Linked DNA regions of Homo sapiens: region 1 is linked to region 2. Evidence: read pairs that join two places in POLR2A ChIA-PET (ENCODE). Cell type or tissue: K562. All regions are shown on one strand. Each heading gives the region's core, and the rest is flanking DNA. Links, peaks and the distances in the headings are about the cores only.

Region 1 (2,908 bases), core at 147-2,646, 170 kb after region 2:
GTGGCATCTGGGATCTTGGATAGGGCAAAGAGAAGCGAGAGCATGGAGCCAAAGGTCTTCAGAGATCCAGGGGGCCAGGCAGGAATTATAAGAGAACCCTCTGAGGGAGCAAAGGAAGATCCACATCAACATTCCACAGCTGCTGAAGAAAAGACTAGCCCGAGTCAGGTAAGAAATGAAATCTCCATTCCGAAGAGTTGAGTGTGAATGACAGCTTTCTCTGGATAAAATACAGATGCTGACGGTTGGCTCATGATTTATTCTTGAAACATTTCCGAAATGTCGATTTTGAAGTTAACTTTGTTTTGATGATCTTTTAAAACATTTATGTCACATCAGACACTTGAAGAGAGGAAGTGCTTAGTAAAAAAGTGTCAGTTCTCTGAAGCAGCGACTGTATATGAAATGTTGAGTCTGTGAAAATCATGGTATTTCAGCATTTGATGTTAAGAAATGATATAGATATACTCAGTCCTTATGTTTTGGTAGGTTGGAGTGAGGTATCACAGAGAAACCTTTGAAGGGAGGCTTTTTTTTTTTTTAAGAAGGTCTCATTCTGTCACCCAGGCTGGAGTGCAGTGGCACGACCTTGGCTCACTGCAACCTCTGCCTTCTGGGTTCAAGTGATTCTCTTGCCTTAGCCTCCCAAATTAGCTGTGATTATGGTATAAGCCACCATACCCAACTAATTTTTTTGTGTTTTTAGTAGAGACGGGGTTTCGTCATGTTGGCCAGGCTGGTCTCGAACTCCTGACTTCAAGTAATCCACCCACCTCAGCCTCCTAAAGTGGTGGGATTACAGGCATGAGCCACCATGACCAGCCGATGTGTGCTTGAAATTATACCCAGAGAGGTTGGTTAGTTGAGACTAATAGTGAGCTATGATAGTGTGATGGTCTCAAATTCTTTTTTCTTCTTTTTTTTTTTTTAATAGAGGCAGGGTCTTAGTATATTACCTAGGCTGCTCTCAAATTCCTGGGCTCAAGCAATCTTCCCACCTCGGCTTCTGAAAGTGTTGGGATTACAGGTGTGAGCCACTGAGCTGGGCCCTCCAAATTCTTTTTTCTTTTTTTTGAGACAGAGTCTTGCTCTGTCACCCAGGCTGAAGTGCAGTGGTTTGATCTCGGCTCACTGCAACCTCTGCCTCCCAGGTTCAAGCGATTCTCCTGCCTCAGCTTCCTGAGTAGCTAGGATTATAGGCACCTACCATTACGCCCGGCTAATTTTTGTAGTTTTAGTAGAGATAGGGCTTCACCATGTTGACCAGGCTGGTCTAGAACCCCTGACCTCAGGTGATCCGACCGTCTTGGCCTCCCAAAATGTTGGGATTATAGGCGTGAGCCACCGTACCCTGCTGGGCCCTCCAAATTCTTAAAGGAATGTACCTGTCCAGCGGACTCTCTCCACAGGGTGGTTTTCTAACCCAGGGGTCAGCAAATTTTTTCTATCAGGGGCCACGTAGTAAATCTTTTAGGCTTTGCAGGTCATATGGTCTCCTTTTTTTTTTTTTTTTTTTTTTTTTTGAGTCTCTCACTGTCTCCCAGGCTGGAGTGCAGTGGTGTGATCTTGCCTCACTGCAACCTTCGCCTCCTGGGATCGAGCAATTCGCCTGCCTCAGCCTCCTGAATAGCTGGGATTACAGGCGCTGGCCACCACGCCCGGCTAATTTATTGTATTTTTAGTAGAGACGGGGTTTCACTGTGTTGACCAGGCTGGGTTCAAACTCCTGACCTTGTGACCCACCTGCCTCAGCCTCCCAACGTGTTGGGATTACAGGCAGGAGCCACCATGCCTGGCCTCATATGGTCTCTTTTGGAACAACTCAGCTTTGCCATTGTAGCATAAAGTGGGCAGAGGCAATACATAAATGAATGAATGTGGCTGTATTCCAATAAAACTTTATTAGCACAGGCTGCTGGCCTGAGGGCTGTGGTTTGCCAACCCCTGCTCTAGACCCACCATCAGGTTCATATGTTCTTTGGGCTGCCTAGGCTAGGCTCCCATCCCGCTCTTGATACATATATCTTTTCTTTACACAGGATAAAGGGCAGTTAATTGTTGTTAGTGGGCTTCATACAGTGACTATGATTAGGAATGAATGAAGCATTAAGTAACATTTGAACATGATATTTGAGTTTACACTGTGATGCCTTTTTTTTTTTTTTTTTGAGACAGAGTTTCGCTCTTATTGCCCAGGCTGGAGTGCAATGGTGCGATCTCAGCTCACTGCAACCTCCACCTCCTGGGTTCAAGCAATTCTCCTGCTTCAGCCTCCCGAGTAGCTGGGATTACAGGCATGTGCCTCCACACCCGGCTAATTTTTTTTTTTTTTTTTTGAGATGGAGTCTCGTTCTATTGCCCAGGCTGGAGTGCAGTGGCGCAATCTCAGCTCACTGCAAGCTCCGCCTCCCAGGTTCACGCCATTCTCCTGCCTCAGCCTCCTGAGTAGCTGGGACTACAGGCATGCACCACCACACTTGGCTAATTTTTTTTTTTTTTTTTGAGATGGAGTCTTGCTCTGTTGCCCAGGCTGGAGTGCAGTGGCACAATCTCAGCTCACTGCAAGCTCCGCCTTCCGGGTTCACGCCATTCTCCTGCCTCAGCCTCCTGAGTAGCTGGGACTACAGGTGCCTGCCACCATGCCCGGCTAATTTTTTGGTATTTTTTAAATAGAGACAGGGTTTCACCATGTTGGTCAGGCTGGTCTCGAACTCCCGACCTCAGGTGATCCGCCCACCTCAGCTTCCCAAAGTGCTGGGATTACAGGGTGAGCCACTGCGCCCGGCCAATGCCCTATCTTTTAAAAATACAGTTAAATAGGTAAAAGGCTAAGGATCCCAGAGTTCCTATTGTGTTACTTCTTGATGTGGTGGGCTGAGTCTAACAAGAAAAGTTTCTTTTTTTTTTT
Region 2 (2,908 bases), core at 163-2,662:
GACTACAGGTGCCCACGAGCATGCCTGGCTAATTTTTTTTGTATTTTTAGTAGAGACGGCTTTTCATCGTGTTAGCCAGGATGGTCTCGATCGGCAGGAGGATCTCTTGAGGCCAGAATTTTGAGACTACTTGGGCAACATAGCAAGAATCCCGTCTCTATAATATTTTTTTTTTAGACGGAGTTTCGCTCTTTTCGCCCAGGCTGGAGTGCAATGGCATGATCTCGGCTCACTGCAACCTCCGCCTCCCTGGTTCAAGTGATTCTCCTGTCGCAGCCTCCCAAATAGCTGGGATTACAGGTGCCTGCCACCATGCCAGGCTAATTTTTGTATTTTTAGTAGAGACGGGGTTTCACCATGTTGGCCAGGATGGTCTCGATCTCTTGACCTCATGATCCACTCACCTCGGCCTCCCAAAGTGCTGGGATTACAGGCGTGAGCCACTGCGCCAGGCCTTTTTTTTTTTTTTTTTTTTTTTTTTTTAATTAGCTGGGCGTGGTGGTGCACGCCTGTAGTCCCAGCTACTCAGGGGGGCTGAGCTGAGAGGATTGCTTGAGACTGAGTTCAGGGTGGCAGTGAGCTGTGATAGTGCCACTGCACTCCAGCCTGAACAACAGAGGGAGACCCTGTATCTCTGAGAGAAAAAAAAAAAAGAGCACAGAGAAGAGGCAAGAAATTGCGTTCCAGTGGCAACTGTGGGACTGAAACAGACTGGAATTCCCCCCTCAGCACTCATCCATCCTGTTGGTTGAGAAAGGAAAAAGTCTATATATAATCTTATGGTCCCCAATGTTTCTCCCAGATGAGTTCAGATGAAAATTCTGGGGCTCAGGGAGAAAAGACTTTTCCAGAGATTGCATAGCAATTCCCCATCTCCCCTCATCCCCATGGGAAAAGAGATTTTCTTGTTGGAAGGACTATGTGCTGATTCACTGAGGAAACAGGAATCTTGCTGCAGCCAGAGAAGCAGATGGAGGTCAAATCTGAAGGCTGGTAGGACTCAGTACTCGGCACCAGCTTTTGCTACATGCAAATGCTACATCCCAGGCATTTCAGGCCAGGTTTAGGGCAAGTGTGTGGCACAGTCTGAAGGCCAGGAGCTGCCTGAAGCACTTGCAGGCTGAAGCCACAGCTGCAGACCAGAAGAGAGGGCACACACAGTGCCTTCCAGATAGAAGCCTGGCAGGGAGGAAAGGCCACTGGTCCTGCCTCAAAGTCACTGAGTCACTGCCCATTCCCTACCAGAGAACCTGTATATGAGGCCATGTCTACATGTTACACTGCATCTGTACCCATGCAGAGATTCACCATACACGTAAGGCAGTCAGTTGAAAGGAACGAAGGGGTCCCCAGGCAGGAACCCAGGATGGAGCAGTGGGTGGCATCTCATTGATACAGCACCACAAAAAGGTGAAGAGGGCAGCACAGTTGGTGGTGACTGGGCTGATTCCCATGAACCTGATTCCCAGTCCAGCTGTTTGTTAGCGTATGGGCGTGGACCCTACTTCCTGGGGCCTTCCACCCCTCAGCTGGTATGTTGATAAGATTATACAATGAGTCAGGTGCAGTGTCCCATGCCTGCAATCCCAGCACTTTGAGAGGCCGAGGTGGGTGGATCATTTGAGGTCAGAAGTCCGAGATCAGACTGACCAATATGGTGAAACCCTGTCTCTACTAAAATTACAAAAATTAGCTGGATGTGGTGGCATGCCCTTGTAGTCCCAGCTACTGGGGAGGCTGAGGCAGGAGAATTGCTTGAACTTGGGAGGCAGAGGTTGCAGTGAACCAAGATTCTGCCACTGCATTCCAGCCTGGGCAACAGAGCAAGATCTCGTCTCAACAACAACAACAAAGATCATGCAATGAAAAGGTGTATGACACATTGCCCAGGACACAGGAAGCACTCAATGGAGTGACCATTGTTATTCTGTGTTTTTCTGAACTTTTCTGGGTAACTGAAGAGGCCTGTAAAATGGCTTCTATTCAGCATTCCCTCCCAGTATTCGCTATCTGCTTCAGCAAGGCCTCACAGATTTGCGCAGTGTCTCTGGCATACATCATGTATCCCTTCCTTTTTTTTTTTTGAGACAGGGTCTCCCTGTCGCCCAGGCTGGAGTGCAGTGATGCGATCTCGGCTCACTGCAACCTCTGCCTCCCAGGTTCAAGTGATTCTCCCGCCTCAGCCTCCTGAGTAGCTCAGATTACAGGCGCCCGCCACCATGCCTGGCTAGTTTTTGAATTTTTTTTTTTTTTTTGAGACAGAGTCTTGTTCCATCGCCCAGGCTGGAGTGCAGTGGTGTGATCTCAGCTCACTGCAACCTCTGCCTCCCGAGTTCAAGCAATTCTCCTGCCTCAGCCGCCCGAGTAGCTGGGACTACAGGCACGCACCACCACGCCCAGCTAATTTTTGTATTTTTAGTAGAGATGGGGTTTCACCATGTCGGCCAGGATGGTCTCGATCTCTTGACCTCTTGATCCACCCGCCCTGGCCTCCCAAAGTGTTGGAATTACAGGTGTGAGCCACTGCGCCCAGCCCTAACTTTTGTATTTTTAGTAGAGACAGGGTTTTACCATGTTGGCTAGGCTGGTCTCGAACTCCTGACCTCAGGTGATCCACCCACCTTGGCCTCCCAAAGTGCTGGAATTACAGGCGTAAGCCACCGTGGCCGGCCCTAACTTTTGTATTTTTAGTAGAGATGGGGTTTCACCATGTTCGCCAGGCTGGTCTCAAACTCCTGACTTCAGATGATCTTGGCCTTCCAAAGTGCTGGGATTACAGTCGTGAGCCACCGCACCTGGCCTGTATAATCTGGTGATAGGCTTCTGATCGGCATGCACATGTCCTCCATGTCTGACCAAACCCACAGATTCCCTGTGGGCTGAGCTTTGTACCTACAAAAAGGTGGAT

What was found. ChIA-PET counts read pairs that join two places held together with the same protein. Peaks named below come from ENCODE experiments on the same cell type or tissue, not always from the same donor. Only the 100,000 strongest peaks of a DNase experiment are listed, where the experiment ranks them.
Region 1: POLR2A ChIA-PET joins it to region 2 with 5 read pairs; 4 of 35 experiments call an interaction of 5 or more read pairs at or near these places.

Annotation. Positions count from the first base shown.
Region 1 is chr22:31,735,647-31,738,554 of GRCh38, reverse strand. It overlaps PRR14L (proline rich 14 like), which reads left to right. Exons shown (of 9, transcript NM_173566.3): 2 at 1-168. Among named protein-coding and RNA genes, the nearest start is that of PRR14L, 13 kb to the left of the region's middle. In K562, for the core only: no CTCF peak of the experiment used is centred there; no DNase peak of the experiment used is centred there.
Region 2 is chr22:31,910,566-31,913,473 of GRCh38, reverse strand. No RefSeq gene overlaps it. Among named protein-coding and RNA genes, the nearest start is that of YWHAH, 33 kb to the left of the region's middle. RefSeq lists an enhancer at 806-1,305. In K562, for the core only: no CTCF peak of the experiment used is centred there; a DNase peak (open chromatin) is centred at 1,513.